2 separate regions of the Homo sapiens genome follow, and region 1 is linked to region 2. A link is a loop called in an ENCODE intact Hi-C map of the cell type or tissue named here. Cell type or tissue: HCT116. All regions are shown on one strand. Each heading gives the region's core, and the rest is flanking DNA. Links, peaks and the distances in the headings are about the cores only.

Region 1 (5,105 bases), core at 2,585-5,084, 260 kb before region 2:
GCAGGCATGAAAACAGCATTCATCTCCTTGTACGTCTCCGTCAGAGCTCTTGGGTAATCAGGTGCATTGTCAATGAGCAGTAATATTTTGAAAGGAATCTTTTTTTCTGAACAGTGAGTCTCAACAGTGGACTTAAAATACTCAGTAACCTATGCTGTAAAGAGACATGCTGTCACCCAGGCTTGGTGGTTCCACTGAGAGCACAGGCAGAGTAGGTTTAGCATAATTCTTAAAGCCCTAAGATTTTCAGTATGGTAAATGAGCATTGGTCTCAACTTAAAGTCACCAACTGCATTAGCCCCTAACAACAGAGTCAGCCTATCCTTTGAAGCTTTGAAGCCAGGCATTGACTTTTCCTCTCTAGCTATGGAAGTCCTAGGTGGCATCTTCTTCCAATAGAAGGCTGTTTTATCTACATTGAAAATCTGTTTAGTGTAGCCACCTTCATCAATGATCTTAGCTAGATCTTCTGGATAACTTGGTGCAGCTTCTCCATCAGCACTTCCTGCTTCACATTGCACTTTTATGTTACAGAGATGCCTTCTTCCCTTAAACCTCATGAACCAAGAACCAACCTCTGCTAGCTTCCAACTTTTCTTCTGCAATTTCCTCACTTCTCTCATCCTGCATAGGATTGAAGAGAGTTGGGGCCTTGCTCTGGATTCGGCTTTGGCTGAAGGGAGTTCTGTGGCTGGTTTGATCTATACAGACCACTTAAATTTTCCCCATGTCAGCAATAAGGCTGTTTTACTTATCATTCATGTGTTCACTAAAGCAGCACTTTTAATTTCCTTCAATAACTTTTTCTTTCATTCACAACTTGGCAGCTTGTTTGGTGCAAGAGGTCTTGCTTATGGCTTATCTTGGCTTTTGACATGTCTTCCTAACTTTAATCGTCTTTCACTTTTGATTTAAAGTGACAGGCATGCAACTCTTCCTTTTATTTGAAGATTTAAAGGTCATTATAGGGTTGGTTCTTCACTACCCTAATTTAAATATTGTTGTGTTGTCTCAAAGAATTTGGGAGAGGGAGAGAGATGGGAAATGACTGCTCACTGGAGCAGTCAGAACACACACAACATTTATCCATTAAGTTTGTCAACGTATATGGGTTTAGTTTGTGGCACCCCAAAACAATTATAGTAGTAACATCCCGGATCACTGTAACAGATGTAATAATAATGACAATGTCTGAAATATTGTGAGAATTACCAAAACGTAACACAGAGACAAGAAATGAGCACATGCTGTTGGAAAAATGGTCCCAAAATCCTGCTTGACACAGTTGCCACAGACCTTCAATATGTGAAAAACACAATATCTTTGAATTGCGCTAAAGCAAAATGCAATGAAATGAGGGATGTCTGTATAAGACAAAGAGAAAATCATAAAAGCAGCAAGACATGTACAAGGGATCCTCAATAAACTCATATGTCTATGGCCAAGGGTGCCAAGCAGTATTCAATTCAGGGAAGAATAGTCTTCAACAGATGATATGGAAGGACTGTATTTCCACATGCAAGAGTAAAGTTAGACCCTGCTTCACACCGTATTAAAAAAACCCTCACAAGCAATGAACTAAATATAAAAACTAAAATCATAAAATTCTTAGGAGAAAACATAGAAGCAAATCTTCATAATTTTGGGTTTGGTAATAGGCTCTTAGATATGATAGCAAAATCTCTTGCAAAACAACAATGAAAAAACAAAAAGAAACAAAATCCACTGGGAGTAATCTTCATTAAAATCTGAAATTTTGTGTATCAAAGGATATTATCAAGAAAGACAACCTACAGAGTGAAGGAACATTTTTGCAAATCATATAGCTGATAAATTCAGAATATAAAGAACTTCTACAACTCAACAATGAATAGGCAAACAATCCAATTAAAGTATAAGCAAAGGACTTGGATAGACATTTCTCCAAGGAAGGTATACAAATGGCCAGTAAATGCATGAAAAGACGATTCAAGTCATTAGTCATTAGGGAAATGCAAATCAAAAACCCAATGAAATACCACATCACATCTGCTAGGATGGCTATAATTTAGGGGAAAAAAAGCAACATAATAAATGCTGGTGAAAATATGGAGAAATTGGAACCCTCATACATTGTTGGTGGGAATGTAAAATTGCACAGACACTGCGAAATACATTTTGGCTATTCCTCAAAAAGCTAAACATAGGATGACGATAGAATTGTTATAACAATTCCATTCCTCGGTAGATACCCACAGTATTAAGCGCAGGGAGTCACACAGATACATATATGCCAAGAATCATTGGTGCATTATTCACAAATCTCAAACGACCCGTGCATTTTTAATATTCGGCCACAAAGAAGTGAAATTCTGACTCATATTACAACATTGATGAAACTTGCCAACAAGGTTTTCAAGGGAAATAAGCTGACTGTAAAGGCCCATTTTGTAGGATTCCACTTATACGAAGTACATGGGACAGACAAATCATAGAGACAGAAAGTAGATTAGAGGCTACCGGTAATGAAAGGAGGGGGGAATGGGAAGTTATTTTACAATGAGTACCGTGTTTTTATTTGTTCTGTTGAAAAATGTTTTGGAAATAAATAGCAGGAAAGGTTGCACAACATAGTCGATGTAATTAATGCTTCTGAACTGTCCACTTAAAAATGGATAAAACAGCATATCTTATGTTGTACATATTTGACTACACAAAAACAAAGTTTAAAAGTACAAAAAACTCTGTTATTAAGAGTCAGTTTCCCAAAGGGATGGAGATGCTGGTAACAGAAGGGAAAGAAATCTCATCAAATAAAAAAAAGCAATGTCCTCTTCAGGAGGTGGCTCAGCTAGTTTAGCTTTACCTTAGCACCATGATGGTTCATTTTATTCAGAAATAGAAACATGGGGCGTTGGGGAGAAGAGGAGATGTGTACCTGCCTCACCTGCCTCCCTGCCCAGAATGCCGACTCCGACTCTTGCTTTCCACTAAGGCTGGGGATTAAATGAAAATTGAGAATCTGGAAACCCCCAGAGATGATGTTTGTCGTTGGAGCTGATTTTATCTCGTCTTAGTAGCGTGACCTCCTCTTCAAACTCAGGATGCAATTATGGTCAATCTCATCAGTGTGCAGTAATTGCTCAGCCCCAATACCAGATTAGCAGGAAGTTCTGTTATTTTCCTTTTGAGGACGGGCTCCTACTGAACTGTCCTAGAATCTACCACCATTCAACTCACACCACTCAAAAGACCCAGGGAACGGCCAGGCGCGGTGGCTCCCGCCTGTAATCCCAGCACTTTGGGAGGCCGAGGCGGGCGGCTTCGAGGATCAGGAGGATCACGAGGCGGATCACGAGGTCAGGAGATCGAGACCATCCTGGCTAACACGGTGAAACTCCGTCTCTACTAAAAAAAAAAAAAAAAAATTTAGCCCGGCGTGGTGGCGGGCGCCTGTAGTCCCAGCTACTCGGGAGGCTGAGGCAGGAGAATGGCGTGAACCCGGGAGGCGGAGCTTGCAGTGAGCCGAGATCGCGCCACTGCACTCCAGCCTGGGCCAGAGCGAGACTCTGTCTCAAAAACAAAAACAAAAACAAAAACAACAAAAAAAGACCCAGGGAACTAGGCCAGTCCAGCTCCCAACCCCAAGCAGGGAGCAACTTGCTCAGTCCACGTTGTGATAGCTCCTCGCTGCCACAAGGTGGTGATGTTGCATCACACACGCGCATGATGGGCGCGCAGGCGCCAATGCTCCCAGGACCTGCTGTTCCATTCCTAAATGAAAGTTGTTCCCAGGATCTGGACTCACAAGACAAGGCAGCCTGTTCCCTGCTGGGGAGCTCAGGGGCAAGAGGGCATCTCGGAGGGAGGGCACATTCTCACCTCTGAAGACAAGGAGAACATCATCAGCACATAGACCAATCCCAGCAGTGCACCTTAGGATGGGGGCCACTGTGAGTTACAGCAAAATGAACGAATGAATGAACCAATAAATGTCTGAGAGGGAAAGTCCCAACGACCCTCAGGAGGTGCAATCAAGAGTTGCAGTTATTTTCGTTAGGAACGTTCTAAACCACAGGGGAAACCTTCCTTCCTTCTGCTCTATCGTTGGAGTGGGACATCAGTGTTTCTGGTCTCTATTTCCGGGACACCAGAAATCAAGGTATAGAGTTTGGAGAGGGGTCTTGGGGAGGTCACAGTGGCAGGTGACTGCCAAATGAGGGGGCAGAAGCCAGCAAACACTAGAAAAAAAGACAATCGGCCTAAACTGTTCACCAGCACCGCCCTCCCAACCCCCAACTGGCTCTGTTTCCAAGACTTTCCATTTTCTAGCCATTTCCTTGTCCTTAAACCACTTTCCTTTAATCGAACTTTTTCTTTGGAGCCATGCACCCAAGGACTATGGCCTGTCCTTGGGAATTATAGGGAATTCCTGTTGTATGTGAAATTTTCCACCGATTTAAGAATCTTTGGAAAGCTTTACTACAATATCCTGGTCCATTGTCAGTTTTGATTTTTTCTGGAACTCCCATGACAGCAAAACAAGACAATAAACGTTTTTTAACATGGGAAGTACTTTCTCCTGTCTGGCAAGCTGCCCATATGAAATGTGAATAAGTATCAACTGTTACATGAACATATGACAATCTTCCAAATGAAGGGACATGCGTGACATCCATTTGCCATAATGCATTAGGACACAGACCTCTGGGATTAACTCCTGCCTCTTGAGTGGGCAGGTGTAAGACTTAACACTGGGGAGAAACCTTGGACAATACCTGGCTTTCCTAGGCAGAGGACCCTGCGGCCTTCCACAGTGTTTGCGTCCCTGGGTACTTGAGATGAGGGAGTGGTGATGACTCTTAAGGAGCATGCTGCCTTCAAGCATTTGTTTAACAAAGCACATCTTGCACCGCCCTTAATCCATTTAACCCTGAGTTTGACACGCACATGTTTCAGAGAGCACGGGGTTGGGGGTAACGTCATAGATTAACAGAATCTCAAGGCAGAAGAATTTTTCTTAGTACAGCACAAAATGGAGTCTCCTATGTCTACTTCTTTCTACACAGACACAGTAACAATCTGATCTATCTTGCTTTTCCCCCCACCGCCCTCCCAACCCCCAA
Region 2 (8,162 bases), core at 2,688-5,187:
GGCCTTGTCTCAAAAGCCAGTTTTCTCAACATGGAAGCTTGTTGGAAGGATGTAAAATATGTATTTAATGACTCATTAGCAAAATGGAGATTTTCCTTTAAGTAGTTCTTATGATACAGATAACAACTATGTTTTGTTGTTGTTGGTTTATTTATTTATTTATTTATTTATTTACTTACTTTTTTGAGATGGAGTCTCACTCTGTCGCCCAGGCTGGGGTGCAATGGCACAATCTTGGCTCACTGCAAGCTCCGCCTCCCAGGTTCAAGCAATTCTCCTGCCTCAACCTCCTGAGTAGCTGGGATTACAGGTGCACGCCACCATGGCTGGCTAATTTTCGTATTTTTAGTAGAGACAGGGTTTCACCATGTTGGTCAGGTTGGTCTCGAACTCCTGACCTCACGATCCACCCGCCTCAGCAACAACAATGTATTTTTAAACTGCATGAGTTTGTAGAGATTATTGTAATCTATCCTCCTTTAAGAGATAAGGAAACTGAGGCTTAGAGAGGCTGAAATACTATGATCCAGAAGTTGTCCAAATCTGTTTTATGATTTATGACCTTAAGCACGTTAATTATATTTTAAAATTCTACTTCATTAAAACATCATGGGAAGGTACAGCAACACGACATTTGCAATGAGGTTATTGCATAAACAATCATAAGGCAGAAGGGATGTGAATCCTGTTTTTAGTGCACTAGTAGGAAATTCATACCACATCCTAAGCTACTCCAGTCATTCCACTGTGCAAACCAGAGCATGAAAAATGATCTCGGCTCATGACTAATCCACTGCCCTGAGCCTGGGGACGTTCACACCTACACTATCTGTGACATGGAATTGTCTATTCTTGAAAAGCATCGTCTTCTGTAGCGGGGAAAGTCAGTTAAGCAATTACTTGCTGAAAAGCTACTAGGAGCCAAACATTGTGGAATGAACATGACTATGACTATGCTTGCCCTCAGAAGGCTTATAACCCACAGCCAAAAAGACAGAACCTATGCAGTGTGATGTGAGCAGAGGAAGGAGAGACTTAATGAAGTGGATGGTTAGGTGAAGACTTCACATTTTTTTTATAGATCATGGGGGCAGAATTTCAAAAAAATTAGAGAATGGAAGAAATATGGAATTCTAATTCAGATAGTTTCTGCTTCAAAGTTGGCTAGTCATACAGATGGCAGTTGAGTAACTTCATGCAGAGTAAAGAAATACCACACCCAGGACTTTGCAGGTTGCTCAAGCAGATGGCCACATGGACCCTGGCTTCCTCAGAGCCTACTGTGACTAGAGCACAACCAGTACAAGTGACAAGAGACCCGCCCCATGTGTGCACTTGCTACTCAAGCTTCTGACATTCACCATTCCCCACACTTGGGGAATCTCATACCAGAAAGTCTATTCTTGGCCCAACAGACTTTCTGTTCCACTGTACTTGTCTCAACTACCTGCAACAGTGAGGAGGCGATGAGACAGGTAGAGAATTTGCAGGCTACGGAGTGGAATTCGTATATTTTATTCCTCAGTAAGGAGCCAAATGAGTAAGAAGGCGTGTTTTCACCGGAAGCCACAAGCTAAAGCAAAATAGGCAAGAAGCATAAACGGACTTGCTCAAAAGCCTCTCTCTTTCCTCAGAGCCCAGCTAGCCCACGTGTGCCTTTGTGAGACAGAAAAAGACATCCTCTCCTCTGGATTTCTGCCTGCTCACTGTCGGCCCTCAGCCAGGCCCCCTGGGCCTTGCCCTGCCCACACAGCCACACAGCAGCCATGTTCCCCACCCATGCAGCAATTTCAAGTGTGGATGACAAACACCTGGAGAGAAGCAGCAGCTGGTGTCAGAAGGAATGACAGGGGAGGGGGACAAAGGAGGCAAGCCCAGGTGGCATGGAGACTCAGGACCTCCTTAAGGCCTCATAAGTCACTGAATGTGTTTAGAGCAAGGAAGAAAAGATAAATGACAGCTACAGGTAGAGAGGCAGGAGATGAGTCTGAAAAGAGCCTGTTTGCCACCAAAAACTTATTTCTAGGCTATTGATGGCAGGTCACATAGCACGGTGAAGTTGTTCTCAAAGTGTGGTCCGTGTGGACCAGCCCCGTTAGCACCACCTGAGAACTTATAGTTGGAAACACAAATTCTTAGGCCCCATTGAAGATGGACTGAATTAGAAATTCTGGGATTTTTAGCGAGTCCTCCAGGTGATTCTGATGCATGTAAGAACCTGGAGCCACTGGCAAGGTGGCCGGGCAGGGCCGGCTCTGGGGGTTTCCATCCTGCTGACTCTCAGGAAGTCACTTTGCCATCTTAAGTTGTGTGCGCCTTTTCTCCATGTAAAATAGACGTACTAACAGCACCGGCTTATATAGTCTTTTTGGAAATTGAGATCACATATGGAAAACATTTTGCATGGTGCCCAGCATATGGCAGGCAGGGAATACATGTTTGCAATTACTGCTGCCAGCCAAAATGAAGCAGCAAGTGTGCTTGGAAGACTGCAGGCCTCCGCAGTCCCCAAGTTCAGCCTGTCCCCTGAGCGAAGAAAATGAAAGAGATGCAGGCTGGCGTCCAGGGAGAGCCCAGAGGGAGAGAGCAGTGCCCGGTCCATAACCACCTAAGGCCCTGGAACACCACAATGGCTCAGAGCCCAGGTGAGCAATAGCACCTGGGGCTGCACAGCGCTGGGCTGGGAAGCTTAGCCTGAGGGCTCAGCGCAGGCTTTGAGAGGAAAGCGATGCTTGAACTGGGGTGGGGAGAATGAGTCATGGCAATACCCAGCATGTATGGACTGTGTGCCGGACATGACTTTGAGCAATGCCAGATTTGAATCATGTAATCTCCATTGTGATTAAGTAATATTTTGATACCCATTTTAAAGATGAGGGAAAAGAAAATAACCTTGACCAAGGTCACGGGGTGAGGTGGCTCAGATAGGATTTGAACCCGAGCAGACAGACTCCTGGACCCACGCACCTCACCAAGTGTGGTTGGCTAGCGAGCCGAAAGAACCCTGGAGGCAGGGTGCTGAAGGAGGGGAGAGTGGTGTGAGGCTCTCTGTTTCTCTTATTAAATCCAGTTCTAGGCCGGGCACGGTGGCTCATGCCTGTAATCCCAGCACTTTGGGAGGCTGAGGTGGGTGAATCACCTGAGGTCAGGAGTTCGAGACCAGCCTGACCAACATGGTGAAACCCTGTCTCTACTAAAAATACAAAAATGAGCTGGGCATGGTGGCAGGTGCCTGTAATTCCAGCTACTCGGGAGGCTGAGGCAGGAGAACTGCTTGAATCTGGGAGGCAGAGGTTGCAGTGAGCCGAGATTGCACCACTGCACTCTAGCCTGGGCGACAGAGTGAGACTCCATCTCAAAAATAAAATAAAATATAATAAATAAATCCAGCTACTAGGTGTCTGGTGTGTCCTACCCTCTGTGGATGGCACGGCTGGTGGGGTGCACCACCGGAAGGGTGCAGCTCCCTGGTGGTGGCTCCAACTCAACCATGAAAAGTCATACGCTAAGAGACTAATTCTGCATGTAAGAAATCATGTGAGGGGGTGAGAAACAGCAAGCTATAAACAGATGGTGTAGTCATACATACACACACACACACACACACACACACACACACTCATTGGAAAAAATTCCCAAAGGACATACACTAAAATGTTTACAGTGGTTATCACTGAGAAAAAATATTAAATGTTAAAGTTGATTTTTACTATCTTTTATCTGCTTTTTTTTTTTTTTGCATCTGCTCCTGTACCTATGTGCAATGATCATGTATTACTTTTGCAATCAGACAAATACATAAGCTCTACTTTAAAACTGTTTATTTATCTACCAGGTTAACGACAAATACTGAAACTCAGTCTTGGCCTGAACCTGGTGACCTGGAGCTGGTGGAAGGCCTGGTGAGAGACAGCTCAGACACTGGCTCACTCTTTCCTGGCTGAAGCCTGACTCCTGGTGGACAGAAACATCAGCGACAGACTTCTATTTTCAAACGTCTACATACACATCTTAGGGAAAGTTTATTTATCCCCTCATTTTGTCATTCAACAAATATGTACTGATCACATTCTACATGCCAAGCATGATGGGAATGTAAAAATAAATTTGAGATGACGTCTTTGAGGAAAACGGCTTCTCTCTACTTTCGTTCGCATTTTCTTGTGTTTCAATAGTAGGGTATAGTGTGGTAGTTTTCTTCATGTAAGTCCTACTCCTCAGTTACAATTCAGTTTCTTTCCAGGTTGCTACTGAGAATGGAATATTCTTCTTGGTGTCTTTTCTGATTACAGTAGTGGCCCGGAAGCTATGGATTTTCATGGGTTGTTTCCATGTGGCCACTTTACTGGACTGTTAGCTGTTCGGACTCTTCTTCTTGGCTCTCAAGGTATACAATCACACAGAAAGAATTTTGTTTCTCCTAAAATAGAGCAGTAGTAGTTCTCATTTCAGAGATCTGTGCACACTGGGTATTCTCCACCCTTCTCGCCTGGCTTTTTAACCAGGGAAACTTCTGGTTGGTCCTGCTAGTGGGAGGGACTGGCAGGAGATGAGGGCAAGAGAGAGAGGATTCAGACCATGCATTTCCTTCTCCTACCCCCAGGTTCCCTACTCAAGAGGTGCAGCAGCTGCTGAGTTCTTTGCCTCCACTCAGGGCCGCAGTTCCTGTCTGAAGGCTGCCGGCCACCTCCTGCTCTCCCAGGGCTCCCTGCCTGCTCCCACCCCTTGCCTCTCAGGCCTTGCCAGGGAATTGCTTCTCACCTTGTGTTGGTCCCCTGAACCTCCCCTATACCTCTCTAATACTTGTGATCCCTGATTAAAAGTTTCTCAGTGGCCTGAGGGGATCATCTGCATCCTCCCCGGAGCCTGACTGGCTTTAGAGCTTCAAAACATTTAGTTTTAAATGATTGGTTTTTATGAAGATTTGTTAACTCTATTAAAAATATTTACTTCTGTTTGGTTTCTGCTTAAGTTATAAATGCCTTTGTGGGCTCAAACTGCCTGGAACTGCATCTATGAATGTGTAGTAGTGCTTTCAAACTGTAGTCGCTACACAAAGGTTAATTCATCAAAAAGTAAGAGATCCATGGCATTTATATGAAAGTATAGGAAAATCATCCTTTCTAATATAACATCAGTATCAAAAGGCCGGTTCTCTCATTTGGAATTAATTGATAACATTGTCCAGGTTTGATGACTTGTATCTGGAAAAGATGAGTTAACATCCATTCTTGTTGTAACAATTGGAACAAATCTCTGCAAGTCACTATTCTTACTGTTCTTAAACTCAGGTTTGGCTGTTATGAGGGTGAACAAAACTACCAAATACACTTGGAACATAAGGAATAAATTGTGTTTGGTGGTTATGTTGCTTTTTCAGAATCAGTACATAACTTGTGATATTTATTTATTTACTTATTTATTATTATTTTTTAAGATGGAGTCTCACTCTGTCACCTAGCCTGGAGTGCAGTGGCGCGATCTCGGCTCACTGCAACCTCCACCTCCCAGGTTCAAGCGATTCTCCTGCCTCAGGCTCCTGAGTAGCTGAGATTACAGGTGTGCGCCACCACACCCAGCCAATTTTTATATACTTAATAGAAACGACGTTTCACCATGTTGCCCAGGCTGGTCTCAAACTCCTGATCTCAAGTGACCTGCCCGCCTCAGCCTCCCAAAGTGCTGGGATTACAGGTGTGTGCCACCGCACCTGGCCCATAACTTGTGGTATTTAAATGGCATCATATGGAAGGGCTGCCCCCAATTGTTGAATACTACTGTAAACAGGCAAGAGATGTGCCTCCCTCACCAGAAACTCTGACTCACTGCATTAGTTTTTCCCAGGGTTTAGCTAATGGTGTAAACTTTCAGTCATGCTCACTGTGGTATGTGAGAGGTATTCATTCAGGCAGTGAATATCTGCTTTAAAAACTTTAAAAATCTGCTTTCACAAAATAAGATTCTTTGAAACCAAAAAACAAGCATTTGCAAACTTTCAAGCTTGATTTTACAGTTACAGAAAGTTGGCTGCTCAGTGCCCCGCTGCTGGATACAGCAGAAAGTGTGCTGCAGGCTCTCCCCAGCACCGCGTGCTCCAGCACAGGCCCCGTGTCCGCGTTACACACTGTGTTCAGGGCCGCATGTCTAATAGGATGATGGATCTCAAAAAGCCCTCATCACTTATCTGTTGGCTTGAGTTACGATGCTCACATATCGTCCTGGCATAAATTCACACCTGTGCCTTGACCACCACTGGGATCCGTCCCTTGGGAAACTGGCAGGAGTGAGTCATGACGGAAAAGCTTGTTGAGGAGTTAATGTCACCTCCGGTTACATCACAAGCACACTTCTTATTTGGAAGTAACTCCATCCCCCAACAAAAATTTTTTTTTTTTTTTTTTTTTTGAGACGGAGTCTCGCTCTGTCGCCCAGGCTGGACTGCGGACTGCAGTGGCGCAATCTCGGCTCACTGCAAGCTCCGCTTCCCGGGTTCACGCCATTCTCCTGCCTTAGCCTCCCGAGTAGCTGGGACTACAGGCGCCCGCCACCGCGCCCGGCTAATTTTTTGTATTTTTAGTAGAGACGGGGTTTCACCTTGTTAGCCAGGATGGTCTCGATCTCCTGACCTCGTGATCCACCTGCCTTGGCCTCCCAAAGTGCTGGGATTACAGGTGTGAGCCACCACGCCTGGCCTGTAAAAATGTTATTTTTAAAGAATCAAAATTGGCCAGGCACAGTGGCTCATGCCTGTAATCCTAGCATTTTGGGAGGCTGAGGCAGGCGGATTGCCTGAGCTCAGGAGTTCGAGACCAGCCTGGGCAAGACAGTAAAACCTTGTCTTTACTAAAATACAAAAAAATTAGCCAGGCGTGGTGGTGTGTGCCTGTAGTCCCAGCTACTCAGGAGGCTGAGGCAGGAGAAGTGCTTGAACCCAGGAGGTGGAGGTTGCAGTGAGCCGAGATCGCGTCATTGCACTCCAGCCTGGGCAAAAGAGCACAAGCCTCCGTCTCCAAAAAAAAAAAAAAAAAAATCAAGAAAAAACTGGGCTATACATTTCTTAATGAAATACTAGTAAAGATAATGGATTGGACCCACATGTGATTTTATTTCCTCCTAAGCCTCCACCAAAAATACAGTAAAGGAATCCTTAAAATCCATCAATCCTTGAAAGTGAGGAGAACAAGTGAGATAATGGCAACATGATGCTGGAGGTGGAAACATGGCGGGCAAATGGTAACTGACCTGGCAAGTCGAGTGGGGAATGCCAAGGCATCAACGTGGCAGACGTCTCAGAGGCTTGGGAGGTGGCAGCAGGTAAGGAAGAGGAAGATGGGTCTCCAGACACCCTCTCCTACTCCAGGCCAGGGGAAGATCTCTGAACCAGAGGGGCCCAGATAGAGCCAGGGGCTTGGGTACCATTTCAGTCAGAAGATCAAAGTGGTAGGCACATACTGAGTGATGTATGACGACTTTCCTCTTTCCCCACCTGGCGCTGAGAACGCAGGGAGCCATGCCTTGACCTACTTGACTGAAAAGATGAGCCTGACCCTACCTACCGTCTAGTCCCAACACTGCGGCAAGGGATCCCTATAACATCAAAGTCTCATCATGACACTCTTTGAGGGAAACCTTGAGTAAAAGCCAAAGTCCTTCCCATGACCTAAAAGGTCCCACCTTATCTGAAGCTCCATGATCCTCGGCCTCGACTTCTACCACTCTTTCCTCCCCTCCGGCTAGACTGGTCTCCTTACTGGATGCTGAACCCACCCAGCCTTCCATCCTCCCTCGGCGCCTTTGCACTTGCTTTTCCCTCTGCCTGGGATGATCCTTTCCCGGGTGTCTGAAAGGCACATTCACTTCCTTGAAGTCTTGACTCAAACACTTTCTTGGTGAGATCCACCTTGGCTACTCTACTAAAACTGCACCCATACCTCCCCTTTCCATATTCAATCTTTCATTCATTTTCTCCTTAGCATAGCACTTATCACTATTTGGCATATTAACATATTATTTTTCATACCATAGGCTTTAAGAACACAGAATTTTTGGTCTCTTCTGCTCACTGATGTGTTTTAACATCAACAAGAATGCTCAGCATAAAACAGGCACTCAATATTTATTGAGGCCGGGCGCGGTGGCTCACGCCTGTCATCCCAGCACTT

What was found. Hi-C counts contacts between places; a loop is a spot of excess contacts. Peaks named below come from ENCODE experiments on the same cell type or tissue, not always from the same donor. Only the 100,000 strongest peaks of a DNase experiment are listed, where the experiment ranks them.
Region 1: a loop joins it to region 2, with 5 times the contacts of the local background. A loop is called at or near these places in 17 of 110 quality-filtered maps.

What each region holds. Positions count from the first base shown.
Region 1 is chr6:3,054,781-3,059,885 of GRCh38, reverse strand. LOC124901242 (a long non-coding RNA gene) reads right to left here and starts at 4,798. Exons shown (of 2, transcript XR_007059409.1): 1 at 3,862-4,798; 2 at 2,529-3,387. RefSeq lists an enhancer at 4,559-5,105. In HCT116, for the core only: a CTCF peak has its summit at 3,692 (motif pointing right); no DNase peak of the experiment used is centred there.
Region 2 is chr6:2,787,160-2,795,321 of GRCh38, reverse strand. It overlaps LOC124901241 (a long non-coding RNA gene), which reads left to right. Exons shown (of 3, transcript XR_007059408.1): 3 at 3,836-4,131. Among named protein-coding and RNA genes, the nearest start is that of WRNIP1, 26 kb to the right of the region's middle. RefSeq lists a silencer at 3,793-4,087 and an enhancer at 3,793-4,087. In HCT116, for the core only: a CTCF peak has its summit at 3,967 (motif pointing left); DNase peaks (open chromatin) are centred at 2,740 and 3,941; H3K27ac peaks cover 736 bases.